Linked DNA regions of Mus musculus: regions 2 and 3 are each linked to region 1. Evidence: chromatin loops called from intact Hi-C (ENCODE). Cell type or tissue: heart. All regions are shown on one strand. Each heading gives the region's core, and the rest is flanking DNA. Links, peaks and the distances in the headings are about the cores only.

Evidence for each region. A loop is a pair of places that touch in the nucleus more often than their neighbours do. Peaks named below come from ENCODE experiments on the same cell type or tissue, not always from the same donor. Only the 100,000 strongest peaks of a DNase experiment are listed, where the experiment ranks them.
Region 2: a loop joins it to region 1, with 2.0 times the contacts of the local background. A loop is called at or near these places in 6 of 42 quality-filtered maps.
Region 3: a loop joins it to region 1, with 4 times the contacts of the local background. A loop is called at or near these places in 7 of 42 quality-filtered maps.

Annotation. Positions count from the first base shown.
Region 1 is chr16:92,824,551-92,832,368 of GRCm38, reverse strand. Runx1 (runt related transcription factor 1) reads left to right here and starts at 6,295. Exons shown (of 8, transcript NM_001111021.2): 1 at 6,295-6,435; 2 at 6,665-6,780. The coding sequence starts at 6,723. In heart, for the core only: a CTCF peak has its summit at 4,212 (motif pointing left); DNase peaks (open chromatin) are centred at 5,508 and 6,288; H3K27me3 peaks cover 4,535 bases.
Region 2 is chr16:93,133,869-93,141,686 of GRCm38, reverse strand. No RefSeq gene overlaps it. Among named protein-coding and RNA genes, the nearest start is that of Gm30474, 5.7 kb to the right of the region's middle. In heart, for the core only: a CTCF peak has its summit at 4,247 (motif pointing right); no DNase peak of the experiment used is centred there; H3K27me3 peaks cover 3,115 bases.
Region 3 is chr16:93,288,863-93,296,680 of GRCm38, reverse strand. No RefSeq gene overlaps it. Among named protein-coding and RNA genes, the nearest start is that of Gm30588, 30 kb to the right of the region's middle. In heart, for the core only: a CTCF peak has its summit at 3,454 (motif pointing right); a DNase peak (open chromatin) is centred at 3,440; H3K27me3 peaks cover 2,946 bases.

The DNA.
Region 1 (7,818 bases), core at 1,727-6,726:
TTAGATGTGCTTCAGGGCAATACCTCAGTTTCCTTCTGTGCTGTTACTAACCCAGAACCCGAGGGAGAGAAATCAGAACCAACGCCATGGACTAGACTTCCTGCCTGCTCTTTCCAGAAATACAGCCAGTTTCTAAATGGTCCACGGGAAGAAAAAAAGAATACAAAATGAAGGATACTAAAACACACACTGCATCATTTTAAGTGCCAATATTTTGTTTCTCATTGTACTTAATTTGTTTTTGAGATTTTAAGGTTCTTAGAGAATTTTATCCTACATAGACAGGACTAGGTTATATTATTTCAAAGCAAGGGGCTCAAAAGTGAACACTGCAGGCCTGGAGTCGTACTCCTGTGAACTCAGCAAGTAGTCAGAGGCAGGGGGATTGTGGTTTTAAAGTCAACCTTACCTTAGATATGTAGTGAGACTCTATCAAGACAAAACTGGAGTCAGGCAAATGGCTCAGTGGGTCAAATGCTGGCTGGGCAAATGTCAGGATCCGAGTTCGAATCTTCAGAACCCATTAAAGCCAGGTGAAGCAGAGTGAATCTATATCCCAGTGCTCATAGAGTGACGTGGGAGGTCGGACATAAAACACAACATCAAACAACAAAGGGAGTCTGCTTCAAACAGTGTGGAAGGCAACCACACACACAGACACACATACACAGAGAGAGAGACACACACACAGACACATACACACATACACAGAAATACACACACACCACACAAAGTGACACTTATGATTTCTCTAACATCAACTACAAAGGCTGTTTTCAACTCCAACCTCTATGTCCCTGGCACCTCTATGTACCTGGCGCCATGCCTGTATGATACTTGGCAAGTGTCCATATTAAAATTCACATGTTGGATGTTTCCATATTAAAATGCCAACCACAATTCTCTCTTAGTTCATTCAAAAATCATTTTGCATAGTCCAAACAGTTACTGATCCTCATGGCACCCCAGTCATAAAGGTGGCGTTGTGCCTTGTTTTGTGGAAGGCTGTGCATTTGACTGACAATGAAGGGGGAAAAGTGGCAACACTCACAGTAAAAGTCCCAAGTCCGCAGAACCAAGTACTCACTGAACCCCAGATCAGACGTGGAGCCTTCTGACCCAGTGAACTCTGGCTTCTCTCACAGAAATTTGGGTTTCCCTTGGAGTTCTTTGCATGATAGGATTAGCCTCTATGCTAGGCTGGGAAGCTGAGCACTACTGACTCTCTCCATTGTTTGACCAAACCGTGAACACTGTACATTTCTACCAAAGTGGGTTTGGCTTGCCTAGGTTTGCCCTCCTGGTAGCAAGCGGCAAAGAGCAGCAAGGCCAACACTCTGTAAGGAGAGCTACCCCAAACAAGTTCTCTGGCCTGAGGCAGGCCTGAAGTGATCGGATGCTCCAGTGGACAGTGACCAGCCTCCCGGGTACCTGTGGAAATGCATCGACTGTAGCAGGAAGCGTGAGTAAGTCGTTGGAGATGTGGACAAAAGACGAGCCCTTCCTCTGATCAAAGGTCAGAGAAAGGCATCAGGGTAGCTGTGACTGCAGAGCGTGGGAAGGACCTGGGGGTGGGCCAGCCGATAGGGAGGGGGGCGCTGCCATGGCCACCTGCAGGGCTGGCTGCTGTTAGGATTCTCGGTGACTGCCTGGCACTGATCGCAGCACTCCACACACATTCAAAACTGCAAAGTCAGTGAAACCGAGAGTCCTGATGCCCCTGCAGGAAGGAGGCCACTGTTGAGCCAGGTGGTCACCAGCGAGACAGCACCCGAGCGAGCAAGAACCTTCTGCACAGAATGTCAAGCTGTCGAGCACAACGTGAGGGGTTCAGACCGCCTTTGACAGTGCCACCGTGAGATGTAAACCAGAGCTTGGGGGGGGGGAGGGGGCTGCTGTGTGGGACGTCTGCCAGGGCAGCAGGATGGGAATCTAACTGCCTCGGTCACTATGGATGGGGGAGCAGGTTCCAGGGTGAAACGGTGGCCTTCCTCCTTCCTTTTACTTCCCAATGCTGGAGTGTCCGAGTGAGGCTCCGTCCTCTCTTTCTCTCGGGAGTCTCTTCCAGCGTCAGTGTTCACAGGAGTTGGGGGCCAGGGACTGCGACTGATTCTGACTTGGGAGACTGAGGATAGAGCCAAGGCTTCGATCCCTGGCAAGTTCACACCGGTCATAGCTGCTGCTTCGGGGTCTCTGGATTACAGCAAAATGACTCGAAGTCTTCACTATAAACCTGTCACTAGATGGCTGTCAAATCTTTAGACAGTGTTCTTTTAACTTGGTTTCGATGCTTCTCTTCCTTCCTCCCTCCTTTCTTCCTTTCCTCCTTTCCTCCCTTCCTCCTTCCTTCCTTTCTTCCTTTTTTCTTTACTTTCTATTTCCTGCTTTCCTGGGTACACTATAATGTTATCTAGGAAGGTCATGGAAATAAGTATTAAAACCCCTCCTGGCCATCCTGGCCCTCCTGGTCTTCTAGGGACCAAAATTTACACTTTTACCCAAATGAGGAAAACTTCAGGACTGTACACACACATGCACCCATACACACACGTGTGTGTGCATGTGTGTGTGAACACGAGCACATGCACACGTGCACGTCACACATACATGCATCTATCATAAAACACACATGCACATACCATATACAACACACATACATGGACACATACACACACATGCATATACATGTATATACCACATCCCTCACACCTCCCCACATGCATGCACAAACACCCCCTACACCACAAACACATTTGTACATACAAAATACACATGCACACACATAAACATACCACATGTGTACACCACAACACACACACACACCACACATACATGCATATACTACGCACACACTCACACATATACAACTACACACATGTACACACACACCACGCACACACGTGCACATGCACGCACACAAACATGCACATGTACACGTGCCCCCGACTCTAAGTGTCCAGAGAGGAAAGCTGGTAACTAGTAAAAGTCTCAGGTTCTCCAGTCAATTTAGCTGTCAGAACTGCCCGGAGCAGGTTCTGTTCAGTCCACAAAGCTATGCTATCTGTACATCAGTTATAAATCCCCGCGCTTGTTGCTAGCATAACACAGTTTACAGCTCCTGCCTCTGTCTCAGAGCAAAGATATAACAGATCAAAAGCATCATGATAGGTCTGGAGAGAGCTCAGGGGGCAAAGATGGCCTCGCAGGGGAGTTTGACCCCTAGAATCCACATTGAGGAATCTGCACTTGTAATCCCAGCACTGGGTAGGCAGGAACAGGAGGATCTCTCGACTCACTGGCCAGTATAGCCTAATTAGCAAGCCCCAGGCCACTGAAGGACCCTGTCTTTAAACGGAAAAACAAAGAGGCTAGCACTTGAGAAAGACCTTTGGCTTCCACACACTGGGCACTTACTTGAACACAGACATGCATGTACCCACACACATACAGAATCTACACTCTATAGAAATTATTTTGCATTAGTGTTACCATCTGGGGATTTTTGCTACTGACTAATTTGAGGGTATTCATCCATACCCCTGCTTTCTGTCCAGAGAATCTGTGTATCTATGCGTAGACTTCAGAAGGAGCACAGAATAACCATACAATGAAAAACCCTGACCAGAGAGAGTGTTTTAATTGGATGGAGTTGCACACAGCACTCTCGACATTAATTACAGGGTTATGCAACCCTGCATCTTTCAACCTTCCCTGGTATTTTTATAGGGCCATTAACAAAGACACCTGAGCGTTTCTCCACCCCGCCCTTGAGAGTGGCATCTCAGTAACTTTGCCAATCAGAGGATGAAGATTGCTGTGGCATTATTTGGCAGAGCCACAGTTCCCTGCAGCAGCTCCAGGACGGTTCCCAGGCCGGCAGCCTGGGGTCTGAGTCAACAGCAGGAATGAGGCTGGCAGGGTGGGTCCACCGCTGCCTGGAGAACTTAAAGAATCTTCAACAGCTCTGCCTAAAATGGGATTAAGCACTTCTTTAGGCAGTTCAGAAGTGACAGACGTGTCTTTTTGTCTTGGGCTCTCAAGGAAGTGTAAAAGGCAGTTTGCTGGCAGCCACTGAATCTCTCCTAGCCATTATGGCCTTAGAGAGCGGCTTTAACTGCTGCTTCCTTGGTGAGCCCTGCAGTCTTGCTTGGACTTCCATGACTATCATCACAGGACTCACCAGGGACTCCCGCCTTTGTAGTCTGCCCCCTGCTGCCTCGCTGCAGCCAGGACCCAGAGGTGACAGCCTGCAGTGGGACCTGCAGGCCAGAAGTGGACCAGAAGGCTATCCTGAAAGCTTTCATCTGCCCGCCTTGCCCTATGGAGACCCCCAAAGGCAGAGAAATTCTGGGCATCTAAACCATCCTTGTGGGCATGAGGACGCTTAAGGCTAAAAGCATCTGGGAATTTCTGAAGTGAAATGACTACAGGATTAATCGGAGTGGACACTTAAGTGTCTCGATTTTGGGAAGTGAGTCACCTTCAAGAAGCCAGCTGCAGCTACAGGCTTGGATCCTGGGATCTCTCCAAGGCAGAGCAGGGGTAGAAGATAACACAACCTGGCTGGAGATCCTACTAGGGGATGGGGGCAGGGGTGGAATTTGTTTAAAAGCAACAGCACAGAGACTTGAATAATGGGGATTATATTAACAAGGGATTTGAATAATGGGGATTATATTAACAAGGGATTTGAATTGAGAGGCAACGTGAAGCGCACGTTGTGTTTAGATATTAATAAGCTTCATAAAAGACGGGCAGCCACTGTTTTTCAAGTGTGAGCCAAGTGTGGGTATTGGCTGCTAACTGCTCAGAGAGGCTGGGAGAAAGAAATGCCTAGGTTTCTAATTCCTGCCTAGGTTAAAATAGGATTAAGTAAAAATGGAGTCTGGTCCTTTGGAAAGACCTGTATCATTAATACCCTGGGTCTCTACTGTGTGTGCAAAATTATCTCCATGAAAACCAAATGAGAGTTCCCTCTGGGGCTCAGACTTAGAGAAGTACCTTGCATGCCTGGAATTTGGGACCCAGGGCTGGCACTTGGAGCTACGCTGCTCAAGGCCCAGCCTCTCATCGGGCATCACCTCGAAATGGAGGGAAACTGAACAGAGGAAAAGGAAGACCCAAGTAAGGAAAGGAAGGCCAGGCCCTGCCTGGGGATCCCAGGAAGACTAAGGCTTCACTTCTCAGCAAGTAAAACAGATAGAACGAAGAGGTCAATAGGTGGAGGTGAACAGAAGAGCTCACACCCACAGAATCATCTTGTCTTTATTGTCTGTCCCCTGACCATGTGACTTCTGGAGGCTGAAGGGCTGTGTAATATCCCCCTCCGGGGGCTGGCCAGGAGGAGGCAGGATCTTGGGTAGTCACAAGTTACTCTTCATGGATTCAAAGAGTAATTATCCCTAGCAGGGTGACTTGGCCCATTTCTTTGAGTGGAGCTCGGAAAGGCTACCAGTAGGCTTTATTGGTACAAACAATGAACAGATAGCTGCCCACAGGCCACAGCTCTGCTGAGTGAGGAAATTCTCCTCCTTTGCTCTCCACAAAACTTCCTAATGCAAGCGAGCGTGGGAACTGGTGCCAGTGTGAAGAGAACGCCACTGTTTCCTCTACTTACCAAGAGATGTCCATGCTAAGCCTATCCGCCAAGGGGAAAGCCAAGGACAACATCATTTGGGTTTTGATCAAAGTGGTCTTTTCATCCCACAATTAAAACGTGTCATACTGTTCCCAAGCTTTGAGATGTCAGTAGGTTGCCAGCCTAGCCCTCCCAGGATCAGCCACTCACGGAAAAGGGCTCTTGGTCTTCTTTTCTAACTTTTCTGTCTCACTTGCTTTCACCAAGAACCCAGCTCTCCCGAGCTGGTGCCCAGCATTTAAGTGATGAGAGCCGCATCCGGGCTCAGCAGCAAGTTGGTGCCAACGTTGAATTGCTGTTGAATAAACAGCAAGGCAATCTTTATCTAAATAATCAGTTGTTCCTCAAACCACAAATAACAACAGGATCTGAAAGCCACCAAATCCGCACAGGACAGAGAGAGCAAGAAAAGACTGAGGCAGGGGATTTCTGTTTGCTTGTTTGTTGTGCTTTTTTTTCTCTTACAGCCCCTCTCTGCTAAGCTCTGCTCAACTGTTTCCTTACACAGCCTGGGGGAGGGCAGGTGGAGGGCAGGAAGGGCATAGCTCAGAAAGTTTAAAAAAAAAAAATTGACATCACTTAAGTCACGTGATTGGCAAGAGCCAATGGCGGTGGGCTGTGGAAAGGGGAACAGTTAAATTTGTAATTTGGGTTGTGTGAAAACTTCTTTGGACCTCATAAACAACCACAGAACCACAAGTTGGGTAGCCTGGCAGTGTCAGAAGTGTAAGCCCAGCACAGTGGTCAGCAGGCAGGACGAATCACACTGAATGCAAACCACAGGCTTTCGCAGAGCGGTGAGCAGTTCAACCCACAGCATAGGCGGTGCTTTCGTCTTTTTTTTTTCCTTTTTTTAATCTTTAACAATTTGAATATTTGTTTCTGCAATAATTCTTTCCCCCACCCCCACCCCATAGGACCCATGGAGTACCAGAAGTGTTAGGGTTGGGGGTAGAAAGAGACGTGGGGAGCCATGGTGGGAGGTGAGGTCAGAGTAAGTGACATTTCTTGGTTTTTGCTCTGAAGGTGAAAGAAATTATAGAATCCCCCGCCTTCAGGAGAGGTGCGTTTTCGAAAGGAAACGATGGCTTCAGACAGCATTTTTGAGTCATTTCCTTCATATCCACAGTGCTTCATGAGAGGTGAGTACGCTGGTCTTTTTTATATCTGATTTTGCTCAGCTTTGCGCAGACTAAGATGGCAGCCCGTGGACCCTCCGGTGCCTGCCTGAAGTCCCTGCCTGCTTGTGGGGGGAGGAATTCAAACAGAGGCTGTTGACTCTGAGACCACGAGATTATTATTTGTCAGACGCCGTGCTGCGGGGATGTTTTAATAAATGCTTAGGCTGTTGAAATATTTGGTCGCTGGGTGAAAGTTGTGTCAAGTGCTCTGAGCCGCTCTCAGTTAAAGTCCCAGAGATTAGAAGGCTGGCGCGGAGGACACTCTTTGGGTTTTATCTGGCTGTGCCTTGCTCTGAATGATTCGCTTGCACTTACTCTGATGGCAGCAAGCTGTCTGGCCCTGGTTCTGAGTTTGGCTTGCCCCTGGGTTTAGCAGGCTCAGTACTTAGCTGGCCGGAAGAGCCGGTGCCAGCAGAGTGGTCTCCGAGAGGCAGCTCACAGGTATACCTTGGATCAGTGCGGAGATTTCAGGGCCAAAGTGGCAAGTCCACAGAGGGCAGGATTTGGGCAGACTCGTTCTGGGAAAAGCCATCAGAAGATGCTGTGTTGTGCTGTGGTTTTTCTTTCAGCCTCAATTGAAAGAGGCAGCCGGCATTGCTCAAGACAGAAAGCCAGCAAGTTGTGGTACACAGTCTCTCTCAGAAAGAACTATGAAGCCATTTCCTAAGTCCACGCACTGTCACAGCAGAAATTACTAGATTACAGACTTATGGGTTGGCACCACGTAGGTCCCTGAACCTTCCTGCATTTTTTACAGCGGCCTTATGGAACTTACAATGCTGGAGTTCAGCCATAGTGCCCATGTGGGCTTGGTGGGTCTTTCAGGATGAGGACTGAGCTTAAGTAAAGAAAAACAGTGGCATAAAGAGCTCACAAAGACGTGGCCGTGTATCAGGACGTGTAGCTTGTGGTATGATGCTCTGGCAGAGCTAAAATGGAGTGGGATGGGATGGGGAAGAAATCATTTGTTTTCTGGATACAAATTATGTGCACACCCAG
Region 2 (7,818 bases), core at 1,183-6,182, 310 kb before region 1:
CTCTCTCTTTCTCTCTTTCTCTGTCTCTGTCTATTTGTCTCTGTCTCTCTGTCTTTCTTTATCTGTGTCTCTCTGTTTCTGCCTGTCTCTATTTGTCTCTGTCTCTGTCTCTCTCTGGAGAGTGGTAGTAGCAAATTTGCAGGTCAACAGCGAAGACCCACCTTTTTGAAGACCTCATTTACACGCTTTAATGGAGGAATGAGTTTTAAGCTGATCACTGTGGAGGTTGGGCGATGCTTTAGCATGCCTTCTGCTCTCAAAGAGAACTCCAGTTCAGCTCCCAGAACCCACACTGGGCAGCTCACACCTGCCTGTACGTCCAGCTCCTCAGCCCTCCATGGATATTAGCACTCAGCCGTACACACACGCAGACACGCAATTAAAACTCAGACAAATGCTTCTCTAAAAGATTCTTGGACATACTTTAGAAGTCGAGCTAACCCAGATGAGTTCCCAAACTCAGTATTAAAGGGAGAAAAAATTCTCTCAAATGGGGTGCTTAGGGTGGAAACATTTTATCTTGATTGAGGGCAACTGGAAAACTTCGTAGTTCAAATAAGATAAAATGCAATACAATAAAACGTGGTGAACAGGACAGCAAGTGCTATTCAGAGGATGGCCTCCTGGATGGCTCTAGATCCTAACCAGAGGATGAACTGGCACACCTAGTAATAAGGGAATGGATTAAGGTTTTGTGGTACAAGAGATGCTGAGGGAATAAAGAAACTAGTCAGTGGCTTATCATATCTCATTAGGAAAAAAAAACACATGTAAGCTAGGAACCCTAGTGACTGCCCATTCTGACTAACCGGCTTTGTACATCGCTAGATAAACGCTCTTTGCAGGGAGTGCAGCATCCTGTCAGCGTAGCTAACACCGGGTCGATGCTACCCCTTCTAGGCAGTTGACGGTCTGTCTTCTCAACACTGAGCCAGCACTGAGCGGCTGCAGTTGCTTGTAGCAATTAGTCCCTGTTGAGTGCAAAGACTCTAGTGTTGACTGAACCAATTAAAAGATCAATTAGTGCGACGCGAGTGCTCAGAGAGGTCGTTTGCTATGACAGGGAGTCGCATCTCCATCCGTGTAGAGAGCCTCAAGAAAAATCATCATTTAGGAGGATGGGGTTGTTGTTGTTCCCAACCCTTAGGTCTTTAAAATGTCTGGACACTGGTAATTACGTTGTGGAACCCATTAGTCGGTGGGCTAGTGTGACAAAGGGCCTGTCTTTGACTAAAGTGTATTTTAGTTTTGATTGTGTATACGTGTCTATGGGTGGGTCCGTACACACAAAGGTAGGTGCTCACAGAGGTGGGGGTAGGGGCCATCCCATACTTATGGAAATGGACTTACGTGTGGCTTTGGAACCAAATTTATATCTTCCCGAGGAGCAGTAATCACATAACCACTGGGTGGTCTCTCCAGTCCCAACAAAGGGGCTTCCTGACAATAAGACTCTCATTTATAATCAGTAAACAATAATAATTAGGGGAAAATAATAAAATATCATTAGAGTTTGGATATGTAGTGTTTTGCTTTTTTCTCTGTGCACCCAGAACATTCTTTTTCCCTGTGCCATATTACTTTGGGGTTCTTATTTTTATATTAAAAGAAAAGGAAATAAGAATCTGTTGTTCTAGGTTTCTTCCCCATGTAGGACCTCAGCCTATGTTACCCCATCACCACCACTCCCAGAATTCCAGCTTGCTAAAATGATGACTTTGCTACGATCGTCTCATTAGGTAAAAACATGAGAATTGATTTCACTTGAGTCTTCCAGGAAGGCAGGAGAATCTGAGGCTCGTTGAAAAGCAGCATTCACACTGCTGGGCAAGTTGTGTGTGAGACTCTGGTGGCAAGCCCTTCTTGAGGATGTCAGTTGAGTCAGATGTACTAGAGATGACCCAGGAGACCTTGTTTTCCCAAAGGCCTTTCACACTGAAGACTTCTATAGCTGCTTCTCAGAGGTCCCAGGTGGCCCAAGAACCAAGCGGGGGGGGGGGGGGGGAGGAGAAGTCAAAAGGAAGGACCAGCTGTAACTGATGTCTCAATTTTCTTTCCTCCTTTGCTAGATATTGAACGGGATCCTTATGCGTGCCAGGCAAATTTTCTACCACTAAATCACACCTCGAGTAGTCATTTCCTGCCCCTCAGAATCTGCCCTTAATTGGAAAATTGAGACCTCCCTCCCCTCCTCTTCCCCTCTCCCCTCTCCCTTTTCTTCTCCCTCCCTCCCCGCCCCTCTCCAGTCAAGGTGGGGACAGAGTTTAAAATGATGCTTTTAAACTATAAGGAGCACTGGGCTAAGAGAGGCCCAGGGCAGATTCTTCCTGGCAACCTTGAACAAATCCCACTGACACCTTGGCCTGGAGAGTCCTGGCACCACACAGTTCCACTCCAGTAAATAAGCCCAGGGACAGAATTTTCTCTGTATATTTTCCTGCCTAGCAATGCAGAATGGTACACCACCACGATCTGTTTACCGTAAGAACACTTCAGTGGTTGGAAAGCTCACCTCTTAAACTAATATAAAAGCATCATTATACAAAACAGGAGAACCCAGAAGTGTATCCATACAGCCCTCCCTGTTAAGGAATAGTTTCTTTTCAACAGTCATGATTGACAACTCCACTTGTTTACACGCAGGAGTTCCCACCCACTAGCTCTCACCACTTATAAAACCGAGTATTTTTTGAAGGCCTCTGAAGATGTCTAATAAAACTGCTAAAAAGACCTGTTTGATCTCTGGGCAGCTCTGAGGACAGATAGGGCCCCGTTCCTTCTGGAAAACGCTTTGTTCTTTCAACTCCACTTAAGGAGGCAATAGAGCGGCATCTAATACAGGAGGCTTTCTGACTCTGTAGAACAAAGTCAGGCCAGGTTCTTATCATGAGAAACTGCACCCAAGGATAATCTTCTAGAAGACATAAATAATTCTCCATAATGCACTTGGCTATACTTTGATCTTGTGTGCATTTTCCTTAATAGATGGATATTATCAACCCAGTTTGTGCTTGCATAGGGGTTAGTTTGATGGCACGATGGCGGTGACATTAGAGCCTGAAGATTATGTTTTGGATATAAGCTACTGAAAGGACCAACATAACTTTACAAGTTCCTGAAACATGTGAAATTAGATCCCAGTGCTCCGCACCCCGATTTCAGTATCACTGCCAAGGATTTGGTGTCCTGCACTTAATTTTCTCCCACTTCATTAACTGTCCTCAGACTTTAGAAGAGCCTTTGAAATCTCCGACTTCTATGGTAATATCCAGGTGAGCCACTTTCGGCTTCCTATGCTATAGACTCCACCCCTCTCCCTGTCTCTCCCTTCTTCCCTCTGTGTGTTATACTAGGGGCAGGGGGACGGGGAGGCAGAGGTTAGAACAAGGGAAGTGCAGTGCTGGGATTGAGAGCTAAGATGTCTTGATGCTAGTGTAATCACTAGAGAACTGCGCACAAGAGAAGGTTACAATCAGATTTCAGATTGTGGTGAGGCCATATTGGAAGCCACTAAGCATGCAGTTATGACCTTCACGTGGGATGTGTAGTTGGGGTCAGACTGACCTGTTTAAGGGGCTGCTGAAGTAATAAATCGAGCTAGCCCTGTGTGTCAGGGGGCTAGGGAGACAGGCCTAATAAGATGTGATGAGCTTAAGGCCCACCTGTTAGTCATTGTGCTGATAAAAGCAGGCTGCACAATGTCCTGAGGAAGGCTTTTAAAACACAGTGGCTACTCCAGCTTTTCGAGCCAGAAAAAGAAAACCAGGTGTCATCCACCATTCAGCCCCGGACTTGTCCACCCAAACCATGTGAGTCTCCTTCGTGTGAATTTGAAGGATTTCAGGGCAAGAGTCAGGGTCAAGGGGAATTCTTTCACATTTATAGAATGGGGTGCCATCCATTTGTGATGTGCCCAGAGAATCAGAGATTGCTCCAGTGTGGGGTTCCAGCTATGTCCTGGAGAGCCAGCTAGTTTCGCTCAGCAACAATGGCCTCCTGTGGATGGACAGTCAGACCCTTCTGGCATGGATGAAGGAAGTGGTGTACTCCTTCTCAGAATGGTGGCCAAAGCTGAGGTGTCAGAGTGAGGCTGTCTGTTACCACGGGGACTGCTCTGTCTCCACCAAACACTGTGTGGGACCAGATGGGTCCTCTGACTCTTGCTGATGTGATAGTCTTGTTCAAGTCCAAGGTCCTGGGAATGCCTGTCTGCCAGGTGTGACCAGATACATTTCACACTGAAGCCAATAGGTGGCAGAGTGATCTTTTCTAGACTTCAGAGTAAAATTCCTGTGGAGAAATCACAACAGGGTTCCACAGCAGGGTCTGGGCTGGTACACAGTTTGTTTTTAAACTCTTCACATGTTGTAGCCATTCAGATAGGCTGACACTCAATGTTGTAGAGAATATTTCCAGTCAACTAAAATAGCAGGTTTGAGGACAATTAGCCAAAGTTTCTACAGACTCACCTTTATTGCCTTAAATTGTACCTTCCTATATCTAGATAGGTGTTCTAATTTTATAGTACATTTCATTTTTTAATGATATGTATAGATAAAAGTGAGAGCAATGCTAGCATGGCATCCAAGAGGGAGTCCTCCTCGTGAGTGTTCCTCGTGGCCTAAGGACAGAATCACAGTGGAGGAACCAAGAGGGAGTACTCCTTGATAGTTCTCCTCATGAGTGCTCTTCATGAGTACTCCTCATGAATGCCCCTTGTGAGTACTCCCCACCAGTGCTCTTTGTGACCTAAGGTCAGAATCACAGTGGAGAACCCCCAAGAGAGAGTGCTCCTTGTGAGTGCTCCTTGTGGCCTAAGGGCAGAATCACAGTGGAGGAACCAAGAGGGAGTACTCCTTGATAGTTCTCCTCATGAGTGCTCTTCATGAGTACTCCTCATGAATGCCCCTTGTGAGTACTCCCCACCAGTGCTCCTTGTGACCTAAGGTCAGAATCACAGTAGAGAACCCCCAAGAGAGAGTGCTCCTTGTGAGTGCTCCTTGTGGCCTAAGGGCAGAATCACAGTGGGGGAACCAAGAGGGTGTACTACTTGATAGTTCTCCTCATGAGTGCTCTTCATGAGTACTCCTCATGAATGCCCCTTGTGAGTACTCCCCACCAGTGCTCTTTGTGACCTAAGGTCAGAATCACAGTGGAGAACCCCCAAGAGAGAGTGCTCCTTGTGAGTGCTCCTTGTGGCCTAAGGGCAGAATCACAGTGGGGGAACCAAGAGGGAGTACTCCTTGATAGTTCTCCTCATGAGTGCTCTTCATGAGTACTCCTCATGAATGCCCCTTGTGAGTGCTCCCCACCAGTGTTCTTTGTAACCTAAGGTCAGAATCACAGTAGAGGATGGAGCTGGAGGTCAGTCCCCATAGTTAATCTCCTGGGGACAGTCCACGCACATACTGAGGAGGGACTTAGTACCTGAGAAGTGTGGTTTTTTTTTAGACAGGGTTTCTCTGTATAGCCCTGGCTGTCCTGGAACGCACTCTGTAGGCCAGGCTGGCCTCGAACTCAGAAATCCGCCTGCCTCTGCCTCCCGAGTGCTGGGATTAAAGGCGTGCACCACCACGCCCGGCAAAGTATGTCTTTTTAAAAGACTAAAATTAGCATTAAAGTCTAAGCTGATGTTCGGTTAGAATCCTCTCTTCTCCTTCTCAATCTTGCATGTTGCTAATGCCCCCCTTCATCTGAGACAGAGGCATACTAAGCATACTAAAACAAGCAGGTCTGGAATAATCTCATGTCTCAAAACAGGCGCCTCTGGGATTCTGCCTGCCCTGACGCATGCACTGGGCCCTCCAATTCACACGTGGCTTTCACTTGAATTGAGACAAGGGCCTGGTGAGAGGACTCGGAAGTAAAGGCTCTTGCTGTCATGTCTGCTCCCACAAATTCAATCCCCAGGACCTACAAGGTAAAGAGAAAGACTGAGTCTGAGTCTCTCAAGTTCTCCGCTGATTGCCACTTGGCCACTGTATTCATAGGTACCCACAGGCATACACATGTAATACACACACACACACACACACAATCAATCAATCAACCAAACAATCAGTCAATAAGCAGTTAGTGGGCTGGGAGGTGCTACCATAGCCTGGATCATGACTGTGCATTTTTGTATAGCTTTATTCTCCAAAGTCTCAGGAGGGCAGCAAGTATTGTCGAGGATTCTATGTGAGGGGATTCTAATGGGGTGGTTTCCTCTTGGCATGCTTTAGCAATTTGTTCTCAGAGCAAAACAAAAAGAGACTAAAGATAAGAAAGATGATTGGACTTAGAAGCACTGCGTACGCCCCGTGGAAACCAGTCTACAACATGATAGGTTAACCTAAAACATGGTGCTGTTTTGCACATCTTTTAATATCAGGTATTTAAAGACTAGCTTGTGTGATAGCGGAAAGTTTGCTGTTTTCTCACAATTTGTTCATGTCTTCTGACAAGCCTGTCTTCCCACTTGTGGGGTTGGGGGGAGAGAGCAAGCATGAGAAAGTCATGCGCAGTACGGATGTCCCATCGGAGAGCCACAGCTGGAGTGTTGTATAGCACTGTGTTGCAGAGCATGGGTTCAAATTGCTTTTCCTTAAGGAAGATAAAACTTTTTTTTAAAGTAGCTTTGTTTTCCATTGTTTTGGTGGAGGTGGTGGTTGCTTTATGGACATCACCTAAGGACTACCAAACCCCAAACTAAAACAAAACAAAATCAATCAAACAAATAAAACAAAACAGCTCCCCACACACAAAGCAACATAAATATTAATGGATGCCAATAATAAAAAAAATTAAATGACTATCAATAAGTGCAGCAGCATCCATAATGATTGGAAGTTCAGAGTCTGGAGCAGTAACCAACCTGAGGCAAAAGGAAAAATCAAGGACACCCCAGATGCCCGATGGCTTTTACCTGCCACACAATGGAAAACCATGCTGCCCTGAAAAATGAGTGTAAGCATCTTAGAACCTGCTCATGTTTCCTCTGATGGCTTCGATTCTTAAGAAAGAAAGAAAGAAAGAAAGAGAGAGAGAGAGAGAGAGAGAGAGAGAGAGAGAGAGAGAGAAAGAAAGAAAGAAAGAAAGAAAGAAAGAAAGAAAGAAAGAAAGAAAGAAAGAAAGAAAGAAAGAAATCCCCATGGCATAGAGGTTTGTTGCTCTCTCTACTGTCTCTGCTCTGCCAACCATCCTCACATTCCTTCCGTCTGGGTGGCACATGCCAAAATAGAGTGCTATCAGGTACAGCTGTGACATCCTCAAGTGTTCCAGAGGACTTTTCTCAGAGAGCTCCAAAGTCCCCCTTGTCTTTAGTCACATTTCTCACTGAAGAGGTTTCCATGGTTGGCCTCTTTAGTATCTGCACAATAATGTGATGGGACCCAGTCTGGTGTAGAGGATACTGAACAGGGACAAAAAGGTGGTCCTAGCTTCCTTCCTGCCTTCTGCCACAGGACATGGGCTTTATTGTTTTCTCTGTGTGTTGTATGTATATGTGTTTGCATGTTTCCATGTGTCTGGACACATGTGTGTACACAGTGTGTGTGTGTGTGTGTGTGTGTGTGTGTGTGTGTGTGTGTGTGTGTGTGTGTTAAGTCTGGATGTTTTCTTTGGTTGCTTGCCACATTATTCACCACAGCAGTGTCTCGCCCTAAACCCAGAGCTTGACAATTTGGCCACTCTAGCTATCCAGCTTGCCCCTGAGAGTCCCTCTCTGTCTCCTGAGTGCTGGGATCACAGATATACCCACCTGGCATGTATGCATGCGGTACATGTGAACTCCAGTCTGCATGTTGACATGGCAAGTACCTTACCTACAGAACCATC
Region 3 (7,818 bases), core at 1,183-6,182, 460 kb before region 1:
TGGCAAAAGTGTGAGGATCTGATATCTTAGTAAAGGAGAGCAGGTCTTTCTCAAGTTCCTGCGGTTGAATGACGGTTAAGGGTCATCAGCTGACCAACAGGACCACAGGAGTCTCTCTGAAGCGATTTGTGAGGCTCCCTCCTTGTGTATCAATTCGACTCGTCTTTAAGTGTTCTTGTTCAAAAGTGAACAGTGAGTGTTCACATTTGAGGGCACTTAATAACAAACAAGCAAGCAAATGTCTTTCTTTCCCCTGCTGTGCCTTTCTCCTGCTTTGATTTAGAAAGGATTTAAAGCTATGAGGGAACAAGTCCCTGTTTTCCTTCGATAAATGTTAAAATTTTGATTTTAGAATACAACTAGAATTTGTTTGTCATTGTCACTGGCAAAGAGCAAACTTATTCATTGAGTAGGGTAGTCGTACTTAGAACAGTGTGTCTTTCCCTTGCAACTTTGTATCAGCCCTTCTGTTGCCCATGAACCTGGCATGTGCAGATGTGCAATGCACACATCAATCCTCCCTGGTCTCCCCCATTTCTTCACTCTGGCAAGTCCTGAGCTTCTGGAATTCTCTCTGTAAACTATTTCTTGCTTTCTAGTGGTTTGTCAGTTATTCCTTTTCCTGCCTTGTTGCGTCGGTTAGGTACGTAGGTGCTGCAGTGGGAGCCGGTGTCTTTTGTCATGTCTCAGACTTGGGATTCTCCCTTTAAGGTGGCACTATTGATTCCCTATTATAGGGTTCTGTACCCTGCACATTTTCATGAATTTGGTTTTCCTGTCATGCTTCCAGCTGTCAAGTTTTACCCTTGTAGCCCTCTCCCCTCAATGTTCTATTTCAGGTTTCCTATACATTTTTTCTTATATAATAATCTGTGAATGTTATTTCCTAATATTACTCTGTTATCTATCCTGAGGAGTTTATACATAGACAGCATGTATTGAGTGCCTAGTCATCAATGATATTTTACTTGTGGTTTTTGCATTAATAACTAATCTACATATAGATGAACCAGTAATAGTTTTCTAATGTCTTTGTCTAGTCTATGGGCTACACTCACCATGTAAATAGAAAGAAGGGTTTTCTCTGGGTTGCTTTGTATGAACATGGAAAATGTGTGGATTAGACCTGTAACTTCATGTGGCCTTTCACAGTTTAGCTCCCAATTCTCCAGTAGATGGGCAGGGGTATTGTCAGCTGAGGCTTGGTTTTTATTTTAATTTCCATCTTTGGGATTGAGGCTAGGGCCAGAGGAACCTATATTCCTGCCTTTTAGCTAACCTCGGGGTCTATTTGGCCTTGGCCTTAAGCACTGTTAGGTCCAATCAAACAGCAGTTCCCTGACCATCACCTTGCTTTGCTGAGAGAATTTTAAGAAACAGATGGAAAAGACCATATTTTAAAAAGCACAGAGATTGGAACCTCTCTGCTGTTTCTGGCCCAAATGAGGAAACTCCCAAGGCTCCTGCCATGGTAAGAAACCACAGTTAACAATGGTGAATAAAACCACATCTTAATTTCTCCCCGAATTTCCATTTTACAGAGAATTTGGGGGAAAAAAATCAATCTTCAGAGGCTGTGGAAAAACACAAAGTTGTGTATTTATTTTATTTTATTTTTTATCTTGGAAAAATGTCTGTATCATAATAAAGTCTCTCAAGACACCAGCTTGAGTCACGTCCCTCTGAGTTGGCACATCCAGCAGCAGGCCTTGGGTGTCGCAGGCCCTCAATAAGTGATTGTGTATCGAAGATGTTTGCTCTCCTCAAAACCAGTCGCCACAAATCAGCATCAAGTCAGGCCAGGCAAGAAACATTCTATTTTTAGTAGAGATGGCTCATTATGTTTGTCTGTGTCACTGAAACGTCTTAAATGAAAGAACAAACAAGCAAACAAACAAGCAAGCAGAATGATCATAGGTGGGGACGCTTGTTTTGGACATTAGCTCCACCCCTGGTGTAAATATGTTACTTTGTAACATAATGTGAAGATTCTCCTTAAGTACTGAGTTGAGTGGCCACCACTGCCTGCATTTCTTACCTCAGCCTAGTGGTGTCATTCTCAGATTAATCTGAGAAGCATCGGAAGCAGGGGAAGTTAGCCTCCAGACTCTGCCTCTCCGCTTTCTTCCTTTAAGTGTGTGTGGGGGGGGGGTGCGGGGGGGGGATGGGATGGGGGAGGGGGGAGGGGTGTGATTCTGCAGGCAGCACCACACAATTTTTTTCTCATCTGCATCTTTAGAAATGACAGGTGACTGGGGGAATCTCAGTGGAATTTAGCGAACCAGGTCCATGCAGCCTGCAGAAACGGTGTCTTCACTTCTGTATGGCTGTGGGGTCGTCACGGCCACTTGTCTACCATGAAGAGGTAGGAAAACCCTTTGGACTTCAACTGAGATGCCAGTCCCATGGCCAGCTATCTCCTTGTATGTCCCTTTCAACTGAAAAAGACATCATGTGATAACAGTTTTTATTTTTTTCCTGTTAATTATATTTTCCCTCCATTTGTAACAGCAATGAATACACTTAGAGAGATGGACTCTTTTGTGCTACAACAAACAAGCAAGGACATAAAGTAAACAAATGTTTCATAAGAGATAAGCAAAAGCTGCAATTATTACCATATGTAGTCGGTTTGTCTATCACCTGTCTGCATATCACCTATCTGTCTGTCTGTCTGTCTATCTATGCATCTATAAATCTATCTATCTATCATACATCTATCTATGTATCTATCCAAACACAGAGGAGGGAAGAAAGGGGAGAAGGGAGAGGGAGGGAGGGAGGAGAGAGAGAGAGAGAGAGAGAGAGAGAGAGAGAGAGAGAGAGAGAGAGAGAGAGAGAGAGAGAGAGAGAGAGAGAGAATCCTTTAGGAGAAAGGATTTGTCACATTCTGTGTTTGTAAGCAACTTTACTATTGTAGACAGTCAGTGTATTATCACGATGGCCCCTGGTGTATGTGCCATTACTGAGTATTTGGGGGGTGGGTTCAGGTTCTAGTTCTGTAGCCCCAAGTCCTTGGAGCACCATTTCTTAAAGCATTCTGTTTTAATCGTGTTCTTATGTGATTCATAGAGTGAAGTAAAGTTTTAAGGTAAATCTTATTAGGATGTGACTATTCTAATTTGAACCAAACAGAAATTCAGTTCCCGAACTTCTCTGGTATGCGCTCAGCAGGAGACCTGTGAAGTGAGCAAGACCTCTGCCCCTCCCTCTGACAGGCGACAGGCCTTCCCTGGTGTCAAGGTTGCTGGTGGAGGAAATGAAACCAGGACAACAGGGACAAAGATCATATAGCTACAGAACAGCAAGAAACTTGAAGAATCCGTGGCTTGAGTCTCCCTTTCCTCAAGGCTTCCAGTGGGTCTCGCGGCTTGGTCCAGGCAGTTGATGGGGTGGAATGCTGAGTGTGGGGGAGACTAAGTCTAATACAACGGGCAGCGAGCATGCCTGTGTGTCCTCCAGGGGGAGACATTTCTCTTTCTCCCATGGCTGTGTGTTACCCAAAGCTAAGGTGGTCAGTGACACATTTGCAAGGCATGTCTCTGGGACACAGAGCAGAACAGGCTTGCAGAGCAGCTGCCCTCTGTGAGACTGAAGACCGAACGACTGTCTGTTTGCCCTCCAGTCCACACTGTCTAGAGGCCAACTGCTGCTCCTGGCCAGCAGCGCCTCAGGCCTTCCCATCACCACCCCAGAGAAAACCGTCAGAAGAGCATTGGCAGTTGTATGTTCTTACAGGAGGCCTGGAGTGTCCTGTAGGGACCACCGTAGGGACAATAAGAGCCAGGGACATAGCCTGGCACTTGAAAGATCTGCCACACTGCCCAGTTTGATTTTACGTTTCTCCCTTTCAGCCACTGTTTAGCTGTTCAGTTTACTAGAAATGTCTGTAGTTCTTAAGTGGCTGGTGGCCATTTTTCAAGGACTTTCTTTCTTGGTGTCATTCCTCTTAAAGAATGAACTGCGCAACCACATGCGTCTAGGAGGGTGGGCGAGAGAAAGGAGCAGGCACAGGATTCAAAGAAGTCAATTTAGCTACTTATTAACCGTGCCTGGAAATGTGAAGAGGAAAAGGTGGGAACTAATGACTCCAATGGGTGTTTGAAAAGAACTGGCTCTTTTGTTCCCAGCTCCGTGAACCCTCTCTTTGGAGAACCCAGAGCTGGTCCTCAGTCAATGAGTGTGGCAAGGATCATTTCAAGAACAAATTGAGGAAACGTAGGCACGGGTCTTTCATCGCCTTTTCGCGGTGATTAGATTTATTTACCTCCCTTGCTGGCCCCTTCTCTTTCATGCTTTCCAACCGCTTTAAAATCAAGAGTGAAAAATGAAACCGAGTTCCGGCTTTTAAGAAAATGAGAGAGGGTGGGGGCTGGGCTGGCTGACAGGTGCACACTTCCTGGGAGCCAGAGAATAGCAAGAAGTTTAAGAAAAGAACTGTGTGACCATAGCTGGCCTTGCCTGGGAGAAAGTCACTAATTGAAAGTCTGGCCAACGTTAAATGTGCTGGTGAAGTGCACTGATTTATTGGGACCAGTGTGGGGGAAAGGTCTGTGGAGCAAATTGAAAGAACAAACAGGGAAACGGTGTGTTTTCCTCGCCGAGAGATAGCTCCAAACGTTTGTAAAAATCACTTTGTATTTCAATCCCCCTGCAAAACGGTGAAAAGTTCTGGTTCCTAACTTCTAAGAGTTACTGTGAAAACCCTTACAACATCCCTAAGGTGTTCCTTCCTTGCGTGGGATCCTGTCATCCTCGTGACCGTGTGAGTTCGGGGGGAAGCAGAATTTTGTGAAAATGTTTCTCTACTTTAGACTTTTCTACAACTTTCTACCCAATTAGAGGATGTTAGTGGGGTTTGCTGCGTAGTGTGCTGGTATTTTGTGACTCGCAGGCGCTGATCTGTTTCCCTGGCTGTCTCACAGTTCATGAAGAAGTCTGCTCTAAAAAATGGCTTCTCACCATTCTGAGGGCCATCCCATCCCATCCCATCCCATCCCCCCCACCCCATCCCACCCCACCCCACCCCATCCCATCCCATCCCACCCCATCCCACCCCACTCCATCCCATCCCATCCCACCCCACCCTACCCCATCCCACCCCACCCCACCCCATCCCATCCCACCCCACCCTACCCCATCCCGTCCCATCCCATCTCACCCCACCCTACCCCATCCCACCCCACCCCACCCCATCCCATCCCACCCCACCCTACCCCATCCCATCCCACCCCACCCCATCCCATCCCACCCCACCCTACCCCATCCCATCCCATCCCATCCCATCCCCCCCACCCCATCCCACCCCACCCCACCCCATCCCATCCCATCCCACCCCATCCCACCCCACCCTATCCCATCCCATCCCATCCCATCCCATCCCACCCCATCCCACCCACCCCATCCCATCCCCTCTTCATCCTTCTCTACTGGGTTCTCAAGGCTTGCCCTGAGTCAGTTATGGGTATGCAGCATTTACATTGCCATTATCAGTGACAACATGCAGGGACCTTAGTGGCACTTGGGAGTTAGAATGCCTTCATCTTGGAGATGAGGAGACACAGGTCCACAGAGGTAAAGAGAAGCATCCAAGGCCTCGACGTGTTTATTTCATTGATTTCTAGAATCAAAAGTTATGAATCCCTTACTCCGAGGCTGCAAGACTCATTCAGTGTAGTACATCACAGAGTGGGAGGGAGGAGGGGGAGGGCTGCACAGAGTGAATGAGAAGTGTATGTGTAGCCACAGCTTGCTATTCAGGAATCTTTTCTCTGTGTTAAAAACGTCATCAAATTAGAAGTATAAGCATGCATCTTTGTCCTATTCGAGAAGCCTGACTTGCTGTCACTAGAAGTCATATTTGTCAGAAAATGGGCATCAACTTTTAGGACAAGATTTATTTCTGGTATTTCTCTCTTTCTCTCTTGCACATGTATGTGTGTTGTGTGTGCATATGCACATATGTATGGGCACATGCATAACAGTGTGTAGGTATATGCGTGTACATGCAAGTACACATGTGAAAGCCAGAGGTTGAGGCTGGTGTTTTCCACTATTAACTTTATCTTTTGAGAAACATTTGTCCCTGAACCCAGAGCTCACCGGGCTGTGGCCTGACACTGCACCCCTCCCTCCCTCCCCCTCCCTCAGCTGTGACAGGGTTGCAGACACCTGTGCCTGGCTCCCTACGTACATGCTGGGGTTCCAAGTGTTTATACGGCAGGTACTTTATGCCTTCTGCACCATCTCTCTCATTTCTACCCTGCTCTTACAGTCAGGTCTCTCATTGGCTGGGAGCCTGCCGATTTGATAAGGCTGGCTGACCAGTGAGCTCCAGGGATCTGCCTGCTCTGCTTCCACAGTGCTGGTGCCCAGAGCGTGGGCCATCGTGCCACATGGGTTCAGGGGATTGAACTCATGTCCTTCTGTGTGCCAAGCACTTCAGATATTGAGCTGTCTCCCAGCTGTGCTATCATGATCTTAAAATAGTGTTGCATTAGTACAGTTTTATAGCACTCACTAATGTGACAATGTATATTTTATCTCTAAATTGACTGATAAGTACTGATTTAGACAGCCTGTGATGCAGTGTCCTACATACCTACATCTTCCTACCTGTGTCTGAAAATAAATGCTTGTGTCTTGAGTCCATCTAATGGCACGCTATGTTGACTTTGAGTTGTGACTCTGGGTACATTGGAGATGTTCACTCTATACGCTCATGGGAAAGTTTGAGGGAAACCAGGAAGATACTGTAGGTAAATACCTCTTTAGTCCTCCCACAACTGAATAAAAGATTTTTACTGAATACCAAGCTCCCAAACAAACTTGAATACAGTCTTTCTTTCTTTCTTTCTTTCTTTCTTTCTTTCTTTCTTTCTTTCTTTCTTTCTTTCTTTCTTTCTTTCTTTCTTTCTTTCTTTCCTTCTCTCTCTCTCTCTCTGTCTCTCTCTCTCTCTGTCTCTCTCTCTCTCTCTCTCTGTCTCTCTCTCTCCCTCTCTCCCTCTCTCCCTCTCTCCCTCCCCCCCCCTCTCTTTCTTTGGTGGTGTTGTAGATGGATACCTAGTGTTCACACACATGCCAGGCAAATGCTCTACCACTGAGCTATATCCCCACACCCCAGCCCTTAGAGCCACTCTTTGCAGAAGCATGTAACTATAAGTTAAAGTATGCCCCTTAAAAATACCAATAAAATGTAATGAAACTATTATATTTTAAGTAGCAGCAAAGCACTGTTTTTTTCTAGGAATAAAAATGGAAAGCTATAAGCAGCACTTAGGAAGGAGAGTGTGGGACTCTGATTAAAGAACACGAAAAACCAGAAGCTTGAGCAGGGGAATAGCTCATGATGTCAAGGAGATTCTGGCGTGTTGTAATCCATCATATGAAGATGCCAGGGTGCTGGGCAGTGGTGGCGCATGCCTTTAATCCCAGCACTTGGGAGGCAGAGGCAGGTGGAGTTCCAGGACAGACAGGACTACACAGAGAAACCCTGAGATGTCAGAGCAAAATCTGAGCCCAGTTCCAGAGTCCCTATTATCTATCTGAAGCTTGAAAACAACACTAATTCATTTGGGGAAAAAAAACTATAAGAGAGTAGTCAAGACTGCTCTAAAGTCACAATGAGATGTGAGGAGACAGTGACAGGGAGCACGGGCGAACCACATTTTAAATGGTTTTAACATTATCTGCAGTGTTGGATAATTATCCATCTGAACCTGGATAATGAATGTACACATTTGTTATATAGGGTACTCCAGAAATCACTCAAGACTTAAAGGGAATGCAAATATATAGAACCTTATATACACAAATGTG